2 separate regions of the Homo sapiens genome follow, and region 1 is linked to region 2. A link is an interaction called in ENCODE POLR2A ChIA-PET data of the cell type or tissue named here. Cell type or tissue: endothelial cell of umbilical vein. All regions are shown on one strand. Each heading gives the region's core, and the rest is flanking DNA. Links, peaks and the distances in the headings are about the cores only.

Evidence for each region. Peaks named below come from ENCODE experiments on the same cell type or tissue, not always from the same donor. Only the 100,000 strongest peaks of a DNase experiment are listed, where the experiment ranks them.
Region 1: POLR2A ChIA-PET joins it to region 2 with 11 read pairs; 2 of 35 experiments call an interaction of 5 or more read pairs at or near these places.

The regions. Positions count from the first base shown.
Region 1 is chr9:4,260,114-4,265,494 of GRCh38, forward strand. All of the region lies in intron 2 of GLIS3 (GLIS family zinc finger 3), which reads right to left. Among named protein-coding and RNA genes, the nearest start is that of GLIS3-AS2, 36 kb to the right of the region's middle. In endothelial cell of umbilical vein, for the core only: no CTCF peak of the experiment used is centred there; a DNase peak (open chromatin) is centred at 2,728; H3K27ac peaks cover 939 bases.
Region 2 is chr9:3,878,973-3,884,353 of GRCh38, forward strand. GLIS3 (GLIS family zinc finger 3) reads right to left here. Exons shown (of 11, transcript NM_001042413.2): 8 at 455-623. Among named protein-coding and RNA genes, the nearest start is that of GLIS3-AS1, 17 kb to the right of the region's middle. In endothelial cell of umbilical vein, for the core only: no CTCF peak of the experiment used is centred there; no DNase peak of the experiment used is centred there; H3K27me3 peaks cover 2,598 bases.

The DNA of each region.
Region 1 (5,381 bases), core at 217-5,216, 380 kb after region 2:
GCTGACCAGGTGTCTGATTAAGGTTCTTAAAAGACTGACATTGGGCCAGGCCCGATGGCCTGTAATCTTAGCACTTTGGGAGGCCGAGGCAGGCGGATCACAAGGTCAAGAGATTGAGACCATCCTGCCCAACATGGTGAAACCCTGTCTCTACTGAAAATACAAAAATTAGGCCGGGCACAGTGGCTCACACCTGTAATCCCAGCACTTTGGGAGGCCGAGGTGGGTCGATCACGAGGTCAGGAGTTCAAGACCAGCCTGGCCAACATGGTGAAACCCCAACTCTACTAAAAAAATACAAGAATTAGCTTGGCGTGGTGGCAGGTGCCTGTAATCCCAGCTACTCGGGAGGCTGAGGCAGGAGAATTGCTTGAACTCGGGGGGCAGAGGTTGTAGTTAGCCAAGATTGTGCCACTGAACTCCAGCCTGGGCAACTGAGTGAGACTCTGTCTCAAAAAAAAAAAAAAAAGATAAATACAAAAATTAGCTGGCCATGGTGGTGCATACCTGTAGTCCCAGCTACTCAGGAGGCTGAGGCACAAGAATCTGTTGAACCCGGGAGGCGGAGGTTGCAGTGAGCCGAGATCGTGCCACTGTACTCCAGCCTGGTGACAGAGCAAGACTCCGTCCCAAAAAAGAAAAAAAAAGAAAAAAAGGACTGACTTGTCAAACACTTGCTCCATTCACTCAAGAAATACTTCTGGCTCATTACTGGCCTGAAACCTCTCTCTCTTTCTCTCCATGTATTACTGCCTAAGGCTGTACTGTCTAATACGGTAGCCACTAGCATATGTAGCTACTGAGCAACAGAAATGTGGCTACTTCAAATTGAGATGTGTATACTAAAGAAATTAAAATTACATCCATGGCTCACATTTGTGGCTGTAATTATATTTCTACAGGTCAACACTGCTCTAAAGACAATGTAGTACTAGAATTAGAGATGTTTAAGCCCAAGCAGCAAGTACAAGCTAATCTTCCTAAATTTTATGGCGTTCCAGAAAACTGACTGGGGAACTGAGTCTTGATTAACTCATCCCAAGGTAAAATTCATTCATAGGATCATCTGACTTCTATCCATGAGTTCAACACGGAAAATATTGCAAAGCTCTGATGCTCCACTCAGGTGCAGAATAAACGCTCCCAATTCAATGTGAGCAGCTCTTTCCTCTGGGGATACATGAGAGTGAGACGTGGGACTTGATACTCTGCCATAATGGAAGCAAAGAGAAGAGAAATAGGGATGGAAGAGGAGGGAAGAAAGGGAGACAGGGGAGGGTACAGATTAAGATAAAAAGAGAACAGAAGGGATGGTGAAAGTATGAATGGAAACATGGAGATTAGGAAGAAACAGAGGTAGGGAAGAATATCTCTATGGTAGAATAAAACCAGGCCTTTTTCTTACTGCTCAGAGTAATTCTGAAGGCTAAAACTGAGAAGGCCAGTAACAAAAATGAAGTGACAATGGCCCAGAGAGAGAACTCAAGAGGGTTACTCTACTCAGCAAAGAAAGGCAGCCCTTAGAATGCCCCTGAGCGAATGGATGGAGCCACATTACGTAACTCACTCACTTCTCTGCCTTTCATCTTTGTCAATGGCCATAAACCCGCAATTTCACTAAACGCAATTCCCATTTCAGAGAGTCTTTAAAGCAAGCGGCACTGCCTCACAAACCCATGAAAATAGGTCCTTTTCACTCTCTTATCTTGAATCTCAAAAAAACATACTCTTGCTATGAACAGATATGGACTTCTTTGAGTTTTTAAGAGCCAATTATAGCACATCGCAACTAGTGTACCCTGTAATACTGTCTCCAAAGAGGGCTCTCCAGCAGATGCAGGGGGTCCCCATGATACAAAGGGCTGTGTTCTAAAAGTTCCTGTGTAAGGTGGTTGTCTAGTGCTTAGAACATATTTTCATGGAGAGGAAAATAAAACAGCAATGAATGGCTAGAAAGAGACCCGGTCTAGTCCAAACAGTCTCCTTAACCATGTGTCTGAACTATGTGACTGAAGAGTGCTCTCGGATCTGGGAGCCATAGTGCAGTGCAAGGGGGAGAAAAAGGAAAAGGAGACGGAAAACTCTCCGGCTACCTCCTGGATGGGAGGTGTCACTAGCCATTTCTTGAGGCCCCCAACAAGATATAAGGTAAAAATCCTCATTTGAGAGAAACTGCACTGCTCACTGACACCCGCTATTTTTGCAAATTCACTCAGTGGCTCACAGAAACACTTGACAGAGTGCTGAGTGGCATGGATTTGGGAAGGATGCAGGGCAGCAAACAAGCAAGCTGGAGAGGGCAGCGGGATGGGGGCCCAAGAGGCTAAATCGGAGGTTCTCAAATGTTCTCAGTCCATGTCACTCTGGCGTCTCAGGTATTTTTTTCATTATACTTCTAGGCAGAGAGGAATACCTAACAGTTCCATGAGTTAAATAGGTAGATCCAAACAACTCAATAAATATTTACGTCCTAACAACTTAGTAACTATTTGAAAAGAAAAAGATATAAATTGATGAGAAGGTGGTATTTTTATTTCATTCTTATATAGCCAAAATTTTCAATGAGACCTATGTGCTGCTGGGCACTATGCAGCTTTTCTAACTTTGGAATTAGATGGGATTCTGCCACCCCATTTCCTGCTTCACATTGATTTTTATACCACACTGGCTATTTATCACAGCATCCCCTGAAAGCCCAGCTTTTCACAGATATGACTTCACCGAAAGGAATGTAGTGATCTAGTGTTAAAACTATGAACTACCTTAAGCCCGTAGTTCACATGGTAGCTGACAGATGTTGATTGTTTCAGTGTTTGCCTCAAAAAAAAAAAAAAAAAAAAAAATCCCACAGCCTCTCCATGAATTCACTGTGGCACCCCAGGGTGCCTTCAGAGAATAGTTTGGAAAAAGGCAAGGCTAGAATGTTTCCAGTGCAACCAATCAGGAGTATCCTTTCTGGTTTACATTTCACAGTAAGAAAAATGTAACCCACACTGAAATGGCCATGGGCTTGACCTCTGAAGTAACCTCTGCCCTGCCCTTTTAAAAGTGTTCCACATTCAATTCACAGCATCCTTTGGGTAAGTGATAAACTTCTCAGTGGCTCACAGACATATTCTGCAGACTCTGGGACAGAGAGGACAGGTGATTCTGTGTTGATGGGTGAGATCACGTTTTTAAAAACGACTTCACTCTACAGTATAATGTAGACAATTATTAAGAACTATTATGGTTTAGATGTTTTTCATTAATTGACATGTGAGATAAATGTTGAACCAAATACAGACTAACAGAGAAAGAAGATGCCAGGTGTATGTTTTATTGATAATCATATAATTTTGCCCCTGGCAAGACTAAAAGAAAAATAAAGTCTAAGACAAGCAAAGATTGCATTGAGGCCAAAAAAAAAGGAGGAAATTCAGGTTTGTCAATTCATTCATTCATTCATTCATCCATTCATTCTACAGATGTTTTAAAGTTTCTGTCATTTTCCAAATACTGTATGTCACCAGAGACACAGAAGTGAAAAAGCCAGCCACAACATGGCCTTTGAACTCCTGTCAAGGTCAGTAGTGACCTTCATCTTCCCCAATGCAATAGAGTATTTTGTGGCTTCATCTTATCTGACGTCTCAGCAACATCTGGCCTAGTTGATCACTCCTTCCTTCCTTTCACTTGTTAACTTGGTTTCTGAGACACCCTCTACCCTGGTTTTCTTCCTACCTCATTGCCTGCATCTTCTTAGTTTCTTCCTCTTTCTAGCCTCCAATGTTGATTTCTTCATGGCTCAGTTATTGGCCATTTTCTCCATCCTCACTCCCTCCTTTGGGTTGGTCCTTTGCAGTCTTATGACATCAAATATCATCTCTATGCTGTTAACTCCTACATTTCTATCTCTATCTCCCACTTCACTCCAGAGCTCCAGATTTGTATATCCAACCATGTACCCAACATCCCCACTTGAAGAACTAATAGGTATCTCAAATACAATTATTTTCAGAACAGAAACCTGATCTCTGACCCCCAATTCCAGATTTCTCCATCTCAGGAAATTGTATTGCCATTCACTACATGTTCAAACCAAACACCTAGAGGTATTCACTGATTCTTCTGTTTCTTATTGCTGCACAACCAATCCTCAGCAAGTCCCATTGGCTCTACCTTCAAAACCTACTCTGAATCTAAACCCACCACCACCACCATGATGCTAGTCCCAGCGACCATCTCTCTCCCCAGGGCTACTACAATAACCTAACTGGTTGTCTTGTTTTCACTCTTGCTTTCCCATCCGGACTATTCTCAATATGGTAACACGATGTCCTTTTTTAAAATGTAAGTTACATCATGTTAATTCTTTACTTAAAACCCTTGGAAGAGTTCCTATCACACTTGAAATCTCTGAACTTCCTATCTCAGTCTATAAGAACCAAAATGACCTGGCTGTACCTCAATCAAATCAGGACATAATGCACTTGCTTTTTTTCTCTTCTGGGAACACTCTTCCTTAGGTCTGCAGATGCCACACTCTTCACTCAAATCAGAGAAGCCTTCCCTAAATGTCCTTTCTACAATATTCTCCTCATCCCTCTGAAACCCATTATTCTGCTTTGTTTCTCCCTATAGCACTTATTAACCCCCAAGAAATTACATCATAGGTATTTACTCACTGATTGCTACTTTCATTAGAACATAAGGTGAGTGCAGTTACTTTGCCTTACTATTCACACAGCAAGCTGTGGACTCTCAAATACTCAGTGAAATAACAATCTTCGGCCAGGCACAGTGGCTCACGCCTGTAATCCCAGCACGGTGGGATGCCCAGGTGGGTGGATCACGAGGTCAGGAGATCGAGACCATCCTGGCTAACATGGTGAAACCCCATCTCTACTAAAAATACAAAAAAAAAAAATTAGCCGGGTGTGGTGGCGGGCGCCTGTATTCCCAGCTACTCGGGAGGCTGAGGCAGGAGAATGGCGTGAACCTGGGAGGTAGAGCTTGCAGTGAGCCGAGATCACGCCACTGCACTCCAAACTGGGCAACAGAGTGAGACGCCGTCTCAAAAAAAAAAAAAAAAAAGAAATAACAATCTTTTGCCTTCACAAGGTCTACATCTGGTGAAAGGTGATAGGAAAAGATCTGGTTTACCATCTGTGCTAATCTCATAATGCGCTACTTAACATAGTAGCATTTCTCATGTACCAGGCATTATACTAAAATTCTAGCATAATGTATCGCCTTATTTAATTTTTCCAGGTTTCTATGAGGTAGGTACAGATATTATCCCTTAGAAAGGGTAAGTCACTTGCTCAAGGTCCCAGAGCTGGTCAGGACAGAACTGGGATTCAATCTCACATCCGTCACATTCTATACCCTTAGCCACT
Region 2 (5,381 bases), core at 103-5,102:
TCTCCCAGAAGTCCTTTGTGAGACAGATATTAATATAAAGTATTCAATGAGCAGCCTACATAAAATCCTGTGCCTTAACAATACTGATTTATGTGGCGAGGGCACCATCTGACATCGGGAAGTGCTTCGACCTGCATATACATTACCTTAAAATTGGGTCTCTGAAACAGACCGATGAAAGGTAGAAAGACAGGGAAATTCTGGTGTGTTTCCAGCATCTGAAACTTTGGCTGGCTATTGCCAGTATCATTTCATTTGTTTTCCCGTGGAAAAATGAAACAGATAATGAGATATTTGGTCCACGTGCTTTGTGTATGTACTTTTAAAATGTCACCTTTGGGTAACTCAACCCACCAACGGATTATTAATAAAATTCAGCAACTGTCAAGGCACTTGTCTGTGAAGGGAGGTTTGGCGGCGACACCTATTAGGAGAGAGAGACAGATGGCCTTACCTCTCAGCTCCTGCGTCCACAGCTGTGAGTGGAGGTAACTGGGAGGAGGGGTTGTGAGGGCTCCCCTGTACATTATGTCCTGGAGAAGGGTGACTGACAGGATGTGGGGGTGGTACGGCCCCAGCAGCTGTTCCACTTCGGCTTGAATAATTGCTGGAGAAAATGGGAGCTGAAATCAAGGGAGAACAAACATGAGACCGTGCCCCAAAGGAAGCCCACGTTTTTTAAATACCGAAGCCTGACAGCAAGCATATTTGAGGGGCTTGCTTGTTTTTCTCTCAGTGGTTTTCAGGGAACAGTTCTCCCCTTCTTGGGTACACACAGCTTTTATTTTCATGGTGGAACAGGTTCCTCCGGAGCTCACGTCTGGCTCGCTTCAGGCTGATGTTCACGGTCTGTCTCCTAAGTGCTGCCATGCCCTGCCAGTTCCCTGTCTGGACACTGTATAATTAGTCAGTCTTGTACTGTTTGCATCTGTGCCAAGGTCTCTGTATTAGCACTTTTCAGTCACAGGGGATGAGAGTCAGGTAACAGAATATTTGGTCAGCTGACTGAGAAGGGCACAGCACAGGCCTTCTTCCTCTTCTCACTGCTGCAGTGAGCCACGGTAGGTCAGCTGGGGCCCCTCTCTGTCACTGCTAAATCAATGTAATGAGAACTGGAGCTTCCCTGATCCTAGCATGAACGTAGGATCCTGCACCCTTTTAACTTTAGAGTCTAACTAACCCAGGGAATTTTCCTGATGGTGTGATGAATATACTTGGCCTTCATCAAAGGAGTCTCTCAAACTACGAAAACACAGCTTCGGGATCTCCCCCCACTGTTGCCCGTTATGACACAGAGAGTGAGTTACAGTCCCATTCGTATGGGCAGCCTAGCCTTCGAGAACGGTATGTGACCTCAAACGTGAATACGTGCCCATTTAGATCAGCTAATTGGTACGATGTCACAGAAGAAACTGGGGCTTGTCACTTTCACAGTCTATCAGAAAGGTTCCCTCAGTGTCTGGGACCTACTCCGTAGACATCTCATTATGCTGCAATCATAGCAGCAGCATTAGGCTGATTCTCTTTAACTTCCTTCTTTGTACAAAGTTATGCTGAGCTCCATACCCATTTCTGTTCTTTTTGAACTTACTCTACTAATATCAAAGAATAAATGGATTTTTTAAAAAAATAAATCAGGTTCAGGATTAAGAAAGAGAAGCCACATTATCGAAAAGATTTGAGGGTTTAAAAGTTCAGGGAGTTGTATTTTTATACCAGTACCACTTTTCCCCAACCTCTCCAGGATAGAATAAGTACCCCAGATGACCTAGCCCCCAAAAGCTTAATCCAATGGAACAAGAGTTCAAGTATTTCAAGGAACATGTGAAGAGGCAGAATTACCATCTTCCCGCTCAAAAAGCTACTGACAAGGGTGTGATCTGATTTGAAGGGTTTATTTCTGGTAAATCAGCATTCTGTCAGGTTAACTCTTGTCCTCAGAAGCCTGTACCTACCACAGTCCTCCAAAGAGGTGGTGAGGCCTGAAAATGCTTACCAGTTCAGAAAGGCAAGGCTGAGCTTCTGTTGTGTGCGTCAGCTTCCATACAAGTTGCATATTTGCAAACTCACTAGAGTCACCTTATGAATCACTAACCTCATTTATGCTCAGCTAGCTCAGGGAACCACAATTCTGCTTGTATTCCAAATAATAATTTTACTCAGGGGAGAAGGCTGTTTGGATTGACTGTGGCAATAGTTTCAAAACTGGTGTTTGTCAGCATGGAGCTTGGTGTTTTATATACTATTCCAAAATCTAATGGAATAATAAAGGTCATAGAGATACTATGAAAACACAGCTAACTTTTTTTTTTCCTGCTTCAGTGTAGAAATGTGAGTTCTCCTATTTATTTTGTTGTAGTTGCTGAATGCACCCAGTATTTATTTTTCCCCAGAGGTTTTTTTGTATGTATGTGCATGTGTTCATCACAAGGGAAGCATTGCCCCTGCTGTTTACAACCCAATGGGCAACAAGGAAACTTGGTGTGCACACTCTGTGCTCTACTCTATGGTCCAACAGAAAGTGTGCTGCTTCTCAGAGGTCTGTATTAGCTATACTTGGCATTAGCTACAATGACATAGGCTGGGAAATTGGGGATTGTTTGTAGCCTGCCACTCGCTCAGAGTTAAGCCTGGTTTAGGACCTCTCTTTCATCCCATTTAACAGCCAGGAAAAACCATCCATCATCCACCTGCCCCATCATCCATCTGTTCACCCATCTATCATTCAGCCGTTATTTTTATATTCCATATTGATAAGTGTCTATTACGTACTTGATACTCTATGTGTGTTCCTGCCCTTGGGGAAACTGTAATTTAATGAAGGGAGCAGACCTCTATATATCGATTTTACCAAAATACCAAGACCTATTAGTATAAATCATTGGACAGTGTTAAAAGCACTTTAATGCACTCATTTGTGGCCCCACAATGCATCCTAAGCTCTGGCCAAACCAGACAACTGACCACACTCAAATGTATTATGACAATTTATACTACTGAGCTTTTTTCTGTGATGTCCTCTACCTTTTTCTACTTACTTCATTACATTTGCTCTATATGCAGAGTTAACTGTGTTCTTTTTATTCTTCTCTTAGCGGGCAATTATTCCACAAATATGTATAGGGTACCTATCATTTGGCAGACATGAAGCTAGGTCCTGGGACAGGAAACAAGACATCCTCGGTGCCTGGTATCTCCAAACAGCATCAGTTCATGTTCATTGAGTAAACAAAGATGAACAAGATATAAATGCCCATGGAATCTCGGGGCTCAGTGACTAGGACAGGGACAGAAAGGAACATTTATCCACCAACTCCTATTTTTCATTTGTTGACGGTTGCGCCATTGGTCAAGATTAATTTGCTCACACTTTGAGGGGCACGTGTACCAGAGTGGCTAAATGTTCTCACAGATACCCAACATCAGGGTATCAGAGAAGCCTCAGGGAAGAAAGCCAGAGGGACATGGTGCAGTTGAGGAGAGGTGCTACCATGCTACGGCTGGTGCATTAGCTGGCTGCATTAGCAAAGGCCACTAGAAACAGGTGGTGAAGGGGATGCTAGGTGGGGCACACGAGGTGTCAGGTATAGGGCTGAGGGCTCCAGAATATGCCCTCCAGCTGTGCTGGTTTGACTGACTGCCAGTCAAGCCCACGTCAACTGGTGTTGACTGACCACCAGTCAAGCCCACATCCATAGCCCTTCCCTTGAATGCTATGGCTGGTGAAGGGGACAGAAATGGGCAGTGGTCCTCTTTTACGGCCCCATGAGAACAAGAAAGGGAGGGCTTTAGGGTTCAATTTAAAAACTGGATTTGGAAAATGTACTTCTTATCTAGGGTGGAGGAAATCACTTCTCTGGAAAACAAGGTCTATGACTTGCCTTTACTTTCTATAGTATAGGAAAATCTTACTTCTGGTGAGAAGGTGAGATTACAACCTAGTAGAAGCCTGTAAGTCAGTGTCTACATGACAGCACTTTGCATGCCAAGTCCAGGCCATGACTGCTCATTGTAGACGTTGCTTGTGACCAAGATGATGACCAGAAATTTGGAGGAAGTAACAACAGACACAAGCATGCTTTCCAACATTTATCCAATCCCCATCTCACATACCCTTCAAAAAAAATGGACAACACTCTGGAGTCAGAGAGCTGTGGCTTCAACAGAATTGTCCTTGGTCTCTGCCAATGATCCACTGTGGCATAGGAAATGCTCTTTTACTTATCCTGATTTCTAGGAATTTCTGACCATATCACAGTCATGCATCCAGAATTCAATCTTTATTAATTACTACAGTCTAGGAATATTCTTTTATGCATTCATTCTTCCAAACACAATTTTCCAGCACCTACTCTGCACCAGGCAGGTGCTAATCTCCATTAATGTTTTAAGTCTGAATATCTGCCGACTTCATACAGACTTTCCCACCACAACATATGGTTCCAGACAAATGTTCAGGTTTTGCCAAGTGATTTTTAACCTCAGGAAGAAAATCTCCACCTTAGAGTAAAACTGTAATGTCATTCGCAAAAGGAAAAACTTCCTTTCATACACATTCAAAATAATTTTCCAAACTCAACGAATAGGGCACACAATTGTGGCCTATCGATCAAAACATAAGGAAGAGAGCTGATCCCTCCAGGATACAGGGCAATATTAACAAAACTGTTGTCATCAAATCAGCCGACACACACAGGCTGCCCACAGGAGCAGCCTTCATTGTCTGTGTCAACTCCGGGGTCATTACTGCTTTCAAGGCTGCAAGAGGGCTTCTAAGTGAACTTCCAGACATACCTGATGACTGGCAGCTGGAACAACTGATTAAGCACAGCAGAGGAACATATTGGAAATTCTTATTGCTTTTGTGATTAAGAGATGGTAGTCTCCCTGAGGAAATAAAATCCTGTTCTTGAGATGAATACGTGAGCCTTGTCTTCAGCAGAGGCCAGCTACTGGCCTCCCTGCTGCCATGGGCTTTCTCTTTCTTAGTGGCCTGGCTCACTGCAGTCTCTCATCCATCTACAGTAGAGGTAGGTGGAGGTAACTCAGTTGAGCTTTATAATTTTAACAAAGCAGCATCTGTTGATCTATGTGGTTCTCAGATGCCATCTCATAGGCTACCAGAGCATTCTAGGCTGGCACCTTTAGCTCAGGTTAATTTGGTTAGTATGCAGTTCTCTTTGTCCAAATGAAAACCATTAATCTATATTTCTAATGGGTATAAACAGGGCACCCTTGGGGTTACTTCAGCTGTAACATATTTATTGTGTGGATGGAGGGAGGCCAAGAGTGTTAGTAGCATCCCCAAATAAAGATTACTTGTCTCAGGCCATCACCAGAGCGGAGGAAGGCTACTATAGGCATTGCTTGGTAACTGTGTT